Linked DNA regions of Homo sapiens: region 1 is linked to region 2. Evidence: read pairs that join two places in POLR2A ChIA-PET (ENCODE). Cell type or tissue: PC-9. All regions are shown on one strand.

Region 1 (5,000 bases), 180 kb after region 2:
GGCTGGAGTGCAGTGGCACAATCTCAGCTCACTGCAGCTTCCACCTCCTGGGCTCTAGCAGTCCTCCCACTGCTTGAGCAGGCTCCTCCCATTCCAGCCTCCTGAGTAGCTGGGACTATAGGCCCGCACCACCCCTGGCTAATTTTTTTGTATTGGTGGAGATGGGGTCTTGCCACGTTGCCCGGGCTGGTCTCGAACTCCTGAGCTTAAGCCATCTGCCTGCCTCAGCCTCCCAAAGTGCTGAGATTACAGGCGTGAGCCACCACTTCCAGTCTATTATCTTTATGATAAGCAGTTTAACGAAAATAGTGCAGACAGGCCAGGAGTTCGAGATCAACCATGGTAAAACCCCATCTCTACTAAAAATACAAAAATTAGCCAGGCATGGTGGCAGTTGCCCATAATCCCAGCTTGGGAGGCTGAGGCACGAGAATTGCTTGAGCCTGGGAGGTAGAGGTAGTGAGCCAAGATCGAACCACTGCACTCCAGCCTGGGCGACAGTAAGACTCTGTCTCCAAAAAAAAAAAAAAAAAAAAAAAAAGACCTAAAAATAGTGCAGACAGCATTGAAAATATTTGATTAGCTCAAAGGAGAATTGTATTGCTTAGTGTTGGATCTAAGTAGATATAGAAAGACAAAAATCATTAAGATGTCCTTAATGGGCCTGGTGCTGTGGCTCATGCCTGTAATCCCAGCACTTTGGGAGGCTGAGGTGGGCGGATCATTTGAGGTCAGAAGTTTGAGACCAGCCTGGCCAACATGGCTTAACCCCCATCTACTAAAAATAGAAAAATTAGCCAGGCATTGTGGTATGCTCCTGTAATCCCAGCTCCTTGGGAGGCTGAGGCAGGAGAATCACTTGAACCTGGGAGGTAGAGGTTGCATTGAGCCAAGATCGTGACACTGCACTCCAGCCTGGGCAACAGAGTGAGGCTCTGTCTCAAAAAAATAAAAATAAAAACTGTTGATGAGATTGAACACTTGTCACTAGTGTTGCCTTAAATTTATTAAGAGGATAAGTTATGATTATGTAGGTATTTAGAGAGTTTGCATGGGTATTAATCTGTAATAAGCATTTATATCTTTTGGGGATTACTATTAAATGAAGACTGCTGGTATTCCAAAACTTGAGCAGTTCTCATGATTATATCCAAAAGTAAGAAACGAATTCTCTGGGTTTATTCTTTTTTTGAGACAGTCTCTCTCTGTCATCCAGGCTGGAGTATAGTGGTGCGATCTCAGCTAACTGCAACCTCTCCCTCCCGGGTTCAAGCGATTCTCCCACCTCAGCCTCCCAAGTAGCTGGGATTACAGGCACTTGCCATTATGCCTGGCCAGTTTTTGTATTTTTGTAGAGACAGGGTTTCACCATGTTGGCCAGGCTGGTCTTGAACTCCTGACCTCAGGTGATCCGCCTGCCTCCGCCTCCCAAAGTGCTGGGATTACAGGTGTGAGCCACCACACCTGGCCTCTCTGGGTTTGTTCTTATTATCATTATTGATGACTTTATTTGAAGAACCCAAATATGTTCTTCCCATTTTTTCGGATCACTTGTTAATATTTTTAGTTAAAATCATTCTCTGGGGAGAGTTAAAAGAAGCAGTCCAGGTAGCTGGTTTATTGTGTAGAGTAACAGATAATTCTGATGTACCATTAAATGGTAAAGCAGGAGAGTTGGAGTGGAAGGAACACTCAGAACTGGATTGGGGAAATGGAATCTAGTCTGGATTCTGTAGATATAGCTGGATGCTGTCAGGGCAGGTCATGTGGTCTCTGATGGGGTGATTGGACTAGATTAGGTAGCTTCTGGTTAGCCCACAGACAGGCATGTGTTATTTGGTTTACACAGTGCCTAAAAACATTTAAAATAATAATGTGCAGCGGACAGGTCTACGGAAACCTACCCCCAGAGTCTGAAGAAGCTGAGAGGCCAAAGAAAGAGGCTGACAAATCCAGTGTCTTGGAAACATGTAATAGGGACCTACGAACAGAAGCCAGGTCTGTGTCTTGGGCAGCTGCTGGCGTCAAGACAAGATGTCATATCCCCAGACCCAGGGCTTATATGCCATAGGGAAAGGGTATCTGTGCTTCAGAAGGCATGTGTAGGATAATTACTTATGGGCAGGATTTATGTTAAGTACAAAATCATCGAAATTGTTTTGACCTAAGGGCAGGATTTACAGTAAGTACATGTTCTTAACACAAGGAACAGTAGATAAAGTAGAAATCTTAGGGGCATTCCTGGAATTGGAGTTAATCGGAAGTCAGCCTGGCACTTTAACACCCAAGATGGAGTTGCTTTCGCTTTTACATACAGGCTAACACCTTTTTCTTCCAATTTAGCAAATGTACACAGTTTAATCTTTACAATCCCACTATAAGAAATTTATTACCTCCTTATTTATTTGAGTCTTGCCCTTTTCACCCAGGCTGAAGTGCAGTGGCATGATCACCACTCACTGCAGCCTCAACCTCCTGGGCTCCAACGACCCTTCCACCCTAGCCACCCAAGTAGCTGGGACTACAGGTGTGTGACACCATACCTGGCTAATTTTTTTCATTCTTTTTTTTTTTTTTTTTTAGAGACAAGGTCTTACTATGTTGCCCAGGCTAGGCTCAAATGATCCTCCTGCTTTGGCCTCCCAAAATGCTGGGATTACAGGCATAAGCCACTGGGCCCAGCCTATCTCCTTTTTTAATACTATGAAGAAACCAAGGCAGAATTACGACCTCTGGTTCTTTTTCTTTTTTTCTTTTTTAGACAGGTTGCGTTCTGTCACCCTAGCTGGAGTGCAGCGGTGTGATCACAGCACACTGCCACCTCCACCTTTGAGGCTCAAGCAGTCCTCCCATCTCAACCTCCCAAAGTGCTGGGATTACAGGCATGAGCCCCGCCAGGTACCCCTGGTTCTTTAGCAGATAAGCAACGGCGAAGATTCATTGTGCTGTGTTGCAGTGTACCAATTTCACATGCTTGAGAGTCAGGAGGGACTGTAGAGATGTGTTTATTCGTTTTTTTGTTTTTTAATGGTGAACCTTTCTGAGGATCATAGACGTTGTGTCTTACCTACCTTAAACTTACGAAACACTTAAATTGGTCATGAGGCTGTTAGAAGTCCTATTGAAAACAATAAAATTAATCTTTAGATAGAATAATCTCCAAAACCCTAGAATATATTACTGTAAAAATGGGAAATAGAAATGAAATGTTTATAAGTAAAGATAAAATTCACAGTAATAGTAAAACTTTGTTTTTTTTTTTTTGAGACAGAGTCTCGCTCTATCACCCGGTGGTGCGATCTCTGCTCACTGCAAGCTCCGCCTCCTGGGTTCACATCATTCTCCTGCCTCAGCCTCCTGAGTGGCTGGGACTACAGGCACCTGCCACCACGCCTGGCTAGTTTTTTTTTTTTTTTTTTTTTGAGACAGAGTCTCCCTCTGTCGCCCAGGCTGGAGTGCAGTGGCGCCATCTTGGCTCACTGCAAGCTCCGCCTCCTGTGTTCACGCCATTCTCCTGCCTCAGCCTCCCGAGTAGCTGGGACTACAGGCGGCCGCTACCACGCCTGGCTAATTTTTTGTATTTTTAGTAGAGACGGGGTTTCACCGTGTTAGCCAGGATGATCTCAATCTCCTGACCTCGTGATCCGCACGCCTCAGCCTCCCAAAGTGCTGGGATTACAGGCGTGCAGCCAGTTCACAGTAATAGTAAGACTTTTCATGTGTGTGAGGATGGCACACAAAATTTAGTTTTTAAATTATTTTATAACCATACAGTTTATGGCTATAAATAATAGATTCTGGCAATAACTTTTACTAAATATAGTTGTGTGAAATTTTTGAGTCTTCAAAACAGGGTTAATATAATTGAAAGGTTAGGTCACAGTAAAAGTGGCATAATTGTTGCCACATCCTCCCTCCCCCAAATAAACTCTCAAAGAAATGTTTATAAAAATCGAGTATTGGCATTGGTATTTTACTGTGTTGCATTTAAAGTGAACACAAAGTTGAACAAAATGGATGTTTTAAGAATTAGAAAATCATATGGCATCACAAGCAGTGGAACTTCAGAAATAATTTTTAAAAACATTAGCTTTAGATAGCATATAGTCTTTTTAAAATAAACTATTTGTGACAACAATGTTTAAGTTACAAAGAATAATCTTTTTTAAAACTTTTTTTTTTTTTTTGAGATGGAGTTTCTTTCTTGCTGCCCAGGCTAGAGTGCAATGGCCTAATCTCAGCTCACCGCAACCTCCGCCTCCCAGGTTCAAGCAATTCTCCTGCCTCAGCCTCCCGAGTAGTTGGGATTATAGGCATGCGCCACCATGCCTGGCTAATTTTGTATTTTTAGTAGAGACGGGGTTTCTCCATGTTGGTCATGCTGGTCTCAAACTCCCGACCTCAGGTGATCCTCCCGCCTTGGCCTCCCAAAGTGCTGGGATTACAGGTGTGAGCCACTGTGCCCAGCCTTTAAAACTTTTATTATGTTCTTAGAGACGAGTTGTCACTTAATGTTGCCAGGGCCTGGAGTACAGTGGCTGTTCACAGGTGTGGTCCTAGCACACTACAGCCTCAAACTCCTGGGCTCAACTAATCTTCCTGCCTTAGCCTCCCAAGTAGCTGGCACTACAGGCCTGCACCACTGTGCCCAGCTGCAAAGAATAATCTTAAAAATCAAGTATAATAACTTGGAAAGAAAACAGTAGAAAGATACTAAGACATAAAGCTGTATCAGAGTAATATTGGCATAAAACTAGTGGCTTGCCTAGCTTAAACTTATGGAACAATAGTTTTAAATTGGTCATGAGGCCATTAGAAGTCCTATTGAAAACAATAAAATGAGTCTTTAGAAAGAATCTCTCCAAAACCCTAGAATGTATTATTGTAAAAATGGGAAATATAAATGAAATTTTTATAAGTAAAGATAAAATTCACAGTAATAGTAAAACTTTCACGTCTGAGCGCGGTGAGGCCTGTAATCCTAGCACTTTCGGAGGCCG
Region 2 (5,000 bases):
AACATCAGCCCCAGTCAGGTGAGGACTTCTGGGGTCACCTGACGGGCCCTGGTGCCTGCCAGGCGTGTGAGCTCGCAGACAAAGGCCATTCTCCTCAGGACCCCAAGGGGGAGCTGCAGGGCCAGAATGTGCTGACCGTCCGGTACTCGCTGGAGCTGACTGCTGCCCGCTTTGGCTTGGATGTGGAGGCCGTGCGGACCTTGCTCAATTCAGGGCTGGAGAAGCTCTTCCAGGCCCGGAAGCATCGGCCCAAGCCGCACCTGGACAGCAAGATGCTGGCTGCCTGGAATGGTGGGGCAGCACACCTGAGACCGAGCCTGTCTGTAGGATCCCCCTTCACAAAGCCCCTGTCTTTCCGGCAGCGGCTAAATGCTCACTCTCCCTTGATTAGCGTTATTATTCTCAGTTGACAAAAGAGGCTTAAGGAGCTTGAGTAACCCGCCCAAGGTCACGCGCAAGGGCTGGGAACCCCGCCATGTCTGGCTTTGGAGCCCAAGATCTTAGGGATCACCCATGGCTCCAGGGAGGTGTTGGGGCCTAAGGTGATAGGGTGGACATGCCTGGAGGGTCCTGGCCAGCTTCTTACCACTACTTGTCTCTCCTGGCTCCAGGCTTGATGGTGTCAGGCTATGCTGTGACTGGGGCTGTCCTGGGCCAAGACAGGCTGATCAACTATGCCACCAATGGTGCCAAGTTCCTGAAGCGGCACATGTTTGATGTGGCCAGTGGCCGCCTGATGCGGACCTGCTACACCGGCCCTGGGGGGACTGTGGAGCACAGGTTGGGGGCTGGGTAGACCGGGAGGGCCCGTCTCCCCAACGCGTCCCCAGCCTACCTCTGCCCTACTTCTCCCCTCCATGTGGACTCCAGTCCTGGCTCTGCCAGGTGCTTGCTGTGAGTTTGTAGCTTCCCTGGGCCCATTTACTCATCTGGGAAGTGGGCTGATGGCACCTGCCCAAGAGGGTTCATCTGGAGGGTTAAGTGAACAAATGCGTGAAAGGGCCTCCTCTGGGAAAGGCCCTCTCTCCTGGGGCTCTCCCCAGCCCCTCCCGTAATGCCTGTCCCCCAGCAACCCACCCTGCTGGGGCTTCCTGGAGGACTACGCCTTCGTGGTGCGGGGCCTGCTGGACCTGTATGAGGCCTCACAGGAGAGTGCGTGGCTCGAGTGGGCTCTGCGGCTGCAGGACACACAGGACAAGCTCTTTTGGGACTCCCAGGGTGGCGGCTACTTCTGCAGTGAGGCTGAGCTGGGGGCTGGCCTGCCCCTGCGTCTGAAGGACGGTCAGTGGGGGTGCAGGGCTAGTCTGGGGTCCTGGGAGGTGTAAGTGCAGCGTGGGTGAAGAGCTGGTGTGGGCAGGAGCCCTCCTGGCTTTGTGTCTCTGCTACTTATTAATGGCGTGATTTTTGGCTGCTGTAATATTTCTGTGTCTCAATTTCTTTTTTTTAAATAGAGACAGAGTCTTGCTATGTTGCCCAGGCTGATCTTGAAATCCTGGGCTCAAGTGATCCTCCCACCTCGGCCTCCCAAAGTGCTGGGATTACAGGCATGAACCACTACACTCAGCGTGTTTTGTTTCGTTCCTTTCTTTTCTTTTTATTTCCTTTCTCTTTCTTTCTTTCTCTTTCCTTTCTTCCTTTCTTTCTTTTCTTTCTCTCTTTCTTTCTCTTTTTTTTTTTTTTTTGAGACAGGGTCTCACTGTCACCCAGGCTGGAATGCAGTGGCATGATCTTGGCTCACAGCAACCTCTGCCTCCGGGGCTGAATCAATTCTCCCACCTCAGCCTCCTGAGTAGCTAGGACTATAGGCATGCACCACCATGCCTGGCTAATTTTTTGTAGAGATGGGATTTCTCCATGTTGCCCAGGCTGGTCTGAAACTACTGGGCTCAAGTGATCTGCCCACCTCGGCCTCCCAAAGTGCTGGGATTACAGGCGAGAGCCACCATGCCTGGCCTGTTTCTTAATAAGTAAAATGGAGCTAACATTGGTACTACCTTACAGGGTTGATGTAAAGATGAATGTAGCTGTTCTGTAAACATGCTTAGCACAGTAACTGACACCCATGGATTCAGATATTGACCAAGGCTCACTTGGTCTCTGCCCTCATGAAGCTTACAGTATGGTAGGGGAGACAGCGAAAATGCAGTAATGATGCAAAAACACATGCACAAATGTGCAGTTAAAATTGTGGTGAGTGCCATGAAGAAGTAGGACGCTCTATGTGTGCCTGCTCCCTATCACCCATGTGCCTTGTCTGTGGTTAAAGGTTTCTTTCCCAAAACTCAAATTTTAGCTCCTCAAAGATCAGGACTTTCTGCCACTGTTGTATCCCCAGGGTCTAGTGTGGTTCTGGCACATTGTAAGTGCTTAATAAATGTTAACTGAGTGAATGAAAGGGCCTTGGGAGAGAACCACAGAGGAGGACCAACTCAGCCTAGGGAGAGATTAGAGGACACCTGTGACAGGTGTCATTTAACCAAGGCCTGGAGGGAAAGAGGGGCCATGTGGCCATGGAGAAGCTGTGGAGAGAGTTCAGGCATAGGGAGCAGTGCATGACAGGCCTGGTGCAGGCAGCCTGTATCCTGGAGGACAGGCAGGGCCCGCGTGTTCCAGGAGGGCACCGAGGAGAATGCTGAGGCCGGCAGGGCACGGAAGCCGTCTTTTTTTTTTTTTTTTCCTAAGAAAAGAAGGCTGGTCTCAAACTCCTGGGCTCAGGTGATCCTCCCGCCTCGGCTTCCCAGGTGCTGGGACTACAGGTGTGAGCCACCATGCCCGGCTGGCAAGGAGGTTTTAAGTGGATTGTGATCTGCTCTGGTATGGTTTTAAGGAGGTCACTCTGACCACTGATGGAGAGAAGTGGGGGTGGGGGAAACAGGCGACCAGTTAGGAGGCCATTACTCGTGTTCAGTCCAGGCAGGCATTGGTGAAGGCTCAGAGGATGTGGAAGTATGAGATGGGGAGACATGGTGAGATTTGGATCTCTTCTGGCCACAGCCCTGGCAAGACTCACAGATGGATTAGAAGCGGAGGGAGAGGGAGAGGAAGGGGACAGGATGATGCCGCTCTAGCTTGAGCAGCTGAGTGGCTGGACAGAGGCATCAGCAGCGAGGAGGGAGCCTGGAGACCAACAGTTGAGGCTAGGACAGGTAGAGTGGAGGGTGCCATAAAAAAGACAGCAAAGTACTGATAACTGCTGGAGTGGCATCCACACCCAGAGCGGGGAAGGGGCAGGATGGGCAGGGCCTTTTCTCTGTCCCGTCCCCCAAGTGGCCCTGGATACAGTCCTGGGCAGGGTCCTGGGACTCAGTGACCTGCCCTTACCCCCACCCCCTGCCTCCCTATGTGCTGTAGACCAGGATGGAGCAGAGCCCAGCGCCAATTCCGTGTCAGCCCACAACCTGCTCCGGCTGCATGGCTTCACGGGCCACAAGGACTGGATGGACAAGTGTGTGTGCCTATTGACCGCCTTTTCCGAGCGCATGCGTCGTGTCCCGGTGGCGTTGCCCGAGATGGTCCGCGCCCTCTCAGCCCAGCAGCAGACCCTCAAGCAGGTGGGGGGTGAGGGCATCTGGGCTGGGACCTCGGGTAGGAGGGAAGTTGGGGCTGCGATGGCAGATGGGAACAGGGGGTGGGGTTCCTGGGCTGTCCCCAGAGCTCAGGTCTGTGTGTGTGCAGGCACGTGGCCTGTCAGACAGGGAGGCAGAAGTTAATATGAGTCCGTGGTGGCTGATGAAGTGTTTCTCTGTACGTCTTGGTGTCAGTGTAATTGCTTCTGTCCATACTGTGTTACTGGTGTGTGTGTACTTCCGGGTGTGTGTGACCCTGGAGGTGTGTGTCTGTGCACCTACCTTTGAGGGGGATGCTGGTGTGAGTGTTTGTCTGTCTGCATGTGGATGCCCCATCTGCAGGTTTGCCTCTGTGTCTGCCTGCATGCGTGTGTGTCTGGTGTTTGTGTGTGTGGTATCTGCCTCTGTGTGGGCATCTACTGTGTGTGTGTGTGTGTGTGTGTGTGTGTGTGTGTGTGTGTGTGACTACTCTGTGTCTGTCTGAATGGGTCTCTGTGTGCTCTGGGTCTTCTGGGTGTGTGTCTCCCCATGTTTGTATCTGTACCATTGTGTATATGTATGACATTTCCACTTCGGTATTCTCATGTGTGAGTGTGTGTGTGTGTTCCCACTTGCCAAGCATTAACTCATCCTGGCAGCTGAGATGAGTCCCTGTTCCTTCTTAGAGATATACGGTGGGGCGGAAGGAGGATGGGGAAGCCCTGGTGGTCTAGGGCTCAGCCCTCCCTCCCCTGACACACCGGAGTGACCTTTCTATTCCGGTCAGATCGTGATCTGTGGAGACCGTCAGGCCAAGGACACCAAGGCCCTGGTGCAGTGCGTCCACTCTGTCTACATTCCTAACAAGGTACCCATCCCTGTGAGCCCAATCTGCCACCTCCCCAGAGCTGCCCCCTCCCATCCTCAGCTCCTCAACATCTCCTTCCCCTCAGAATGTTGGGAAGAGGGAACTTCCCAGTGGGCCTTTCTAATGGGCAGGTGACCCCACCCCGGCAGGTGACTCTCCCTGCTCTGCTGCTGCCCTAGGTGCTGATTCTGGCTGATGGGGACCCCTCGAGCTTCCTGTCCCGCCAGCTGCCTTTCCTGAGTACCCTCCGACGGTTGGAAGACCAGGCCACTGCATATGTGTGTGAGAATCAAGCCTGCTCAGTGCCCATCACTGATCCCTGCGAATTACGAAAACTACTACATCCATGACTGCCCCAACCCCCTTGGGGTGGGGCAGAAGGTGAAGCATCCCAACTGACTAGAGACTCAGGCCCTGCAGGGCCCTATAGAACCTGTGGCCATCCCTGAGCACCCTGCCACCAGGTGACCTCGGCCATACTCACTGCCCCCCTTGGGCACCCACTCACCCTAGAATAAACTTAACAGTGTCCCGTGGTAACCTGAGGGCCTCAGCTTTGCTTATGAGGGAGGGACTGGGAACCAGCA

Evidence for each region. ChIA-PET counts read pairs that join two places held together with the same protein. Peaks named below come from ENCODE experiments on the same cell type or tissue, not always from the same donor. Only the 100,000 strongest peaks of a DNase experiment are listed, where the experiment ranks them.
Region 1: POLR2A ChIA-PET joins it to region 2 with 30 read pairs; 8 of 35 experiments call an interaction of 5 or more read pairs at or near these places.

What each region holds. Positions count from the first base shown.
Region 1 is chr17:50,729,998-50,734,997 of GRCh38, forward strand. All of the region lies in intron 1 of LUC7L3 (LUC7 like 3 pre-mRNA splicing factor), which reads left to right. Among named protein-coding and RNA genes, the nearest start is that of LUC7L3, 13 kb to the left of the region's middle. In PC-9, no CTCF peak of the experiment used is centred here; no DNase peak of the experiment used is centred here; H3K27ac peaks cover 495 bases.
Region 2 is chr17:50,550,900-50,555,899 of GRCh38, forward strand. SPATA20 (spermatogenesis associated 20) reads left to right here. Exons shown (of 17, transcript NM_022827.4): 11 at 1-18; 12 at 99-291; 13 at 612-780; 14 at 1,070-1,281; 15 at 3,352-3,551; 16 at 4,333-4,413; 17 at 4,593-4,953. The coding sequence ends at 4,763. Among named protein-coding and RNA genes, the nearest start is that of SPATA20, 6.2 kb to the left of the region's middle. In PC-9, CTCF peaks have their summits at 131 (motif pointing right) and 332; no DNase peak of the experiment used is centred here.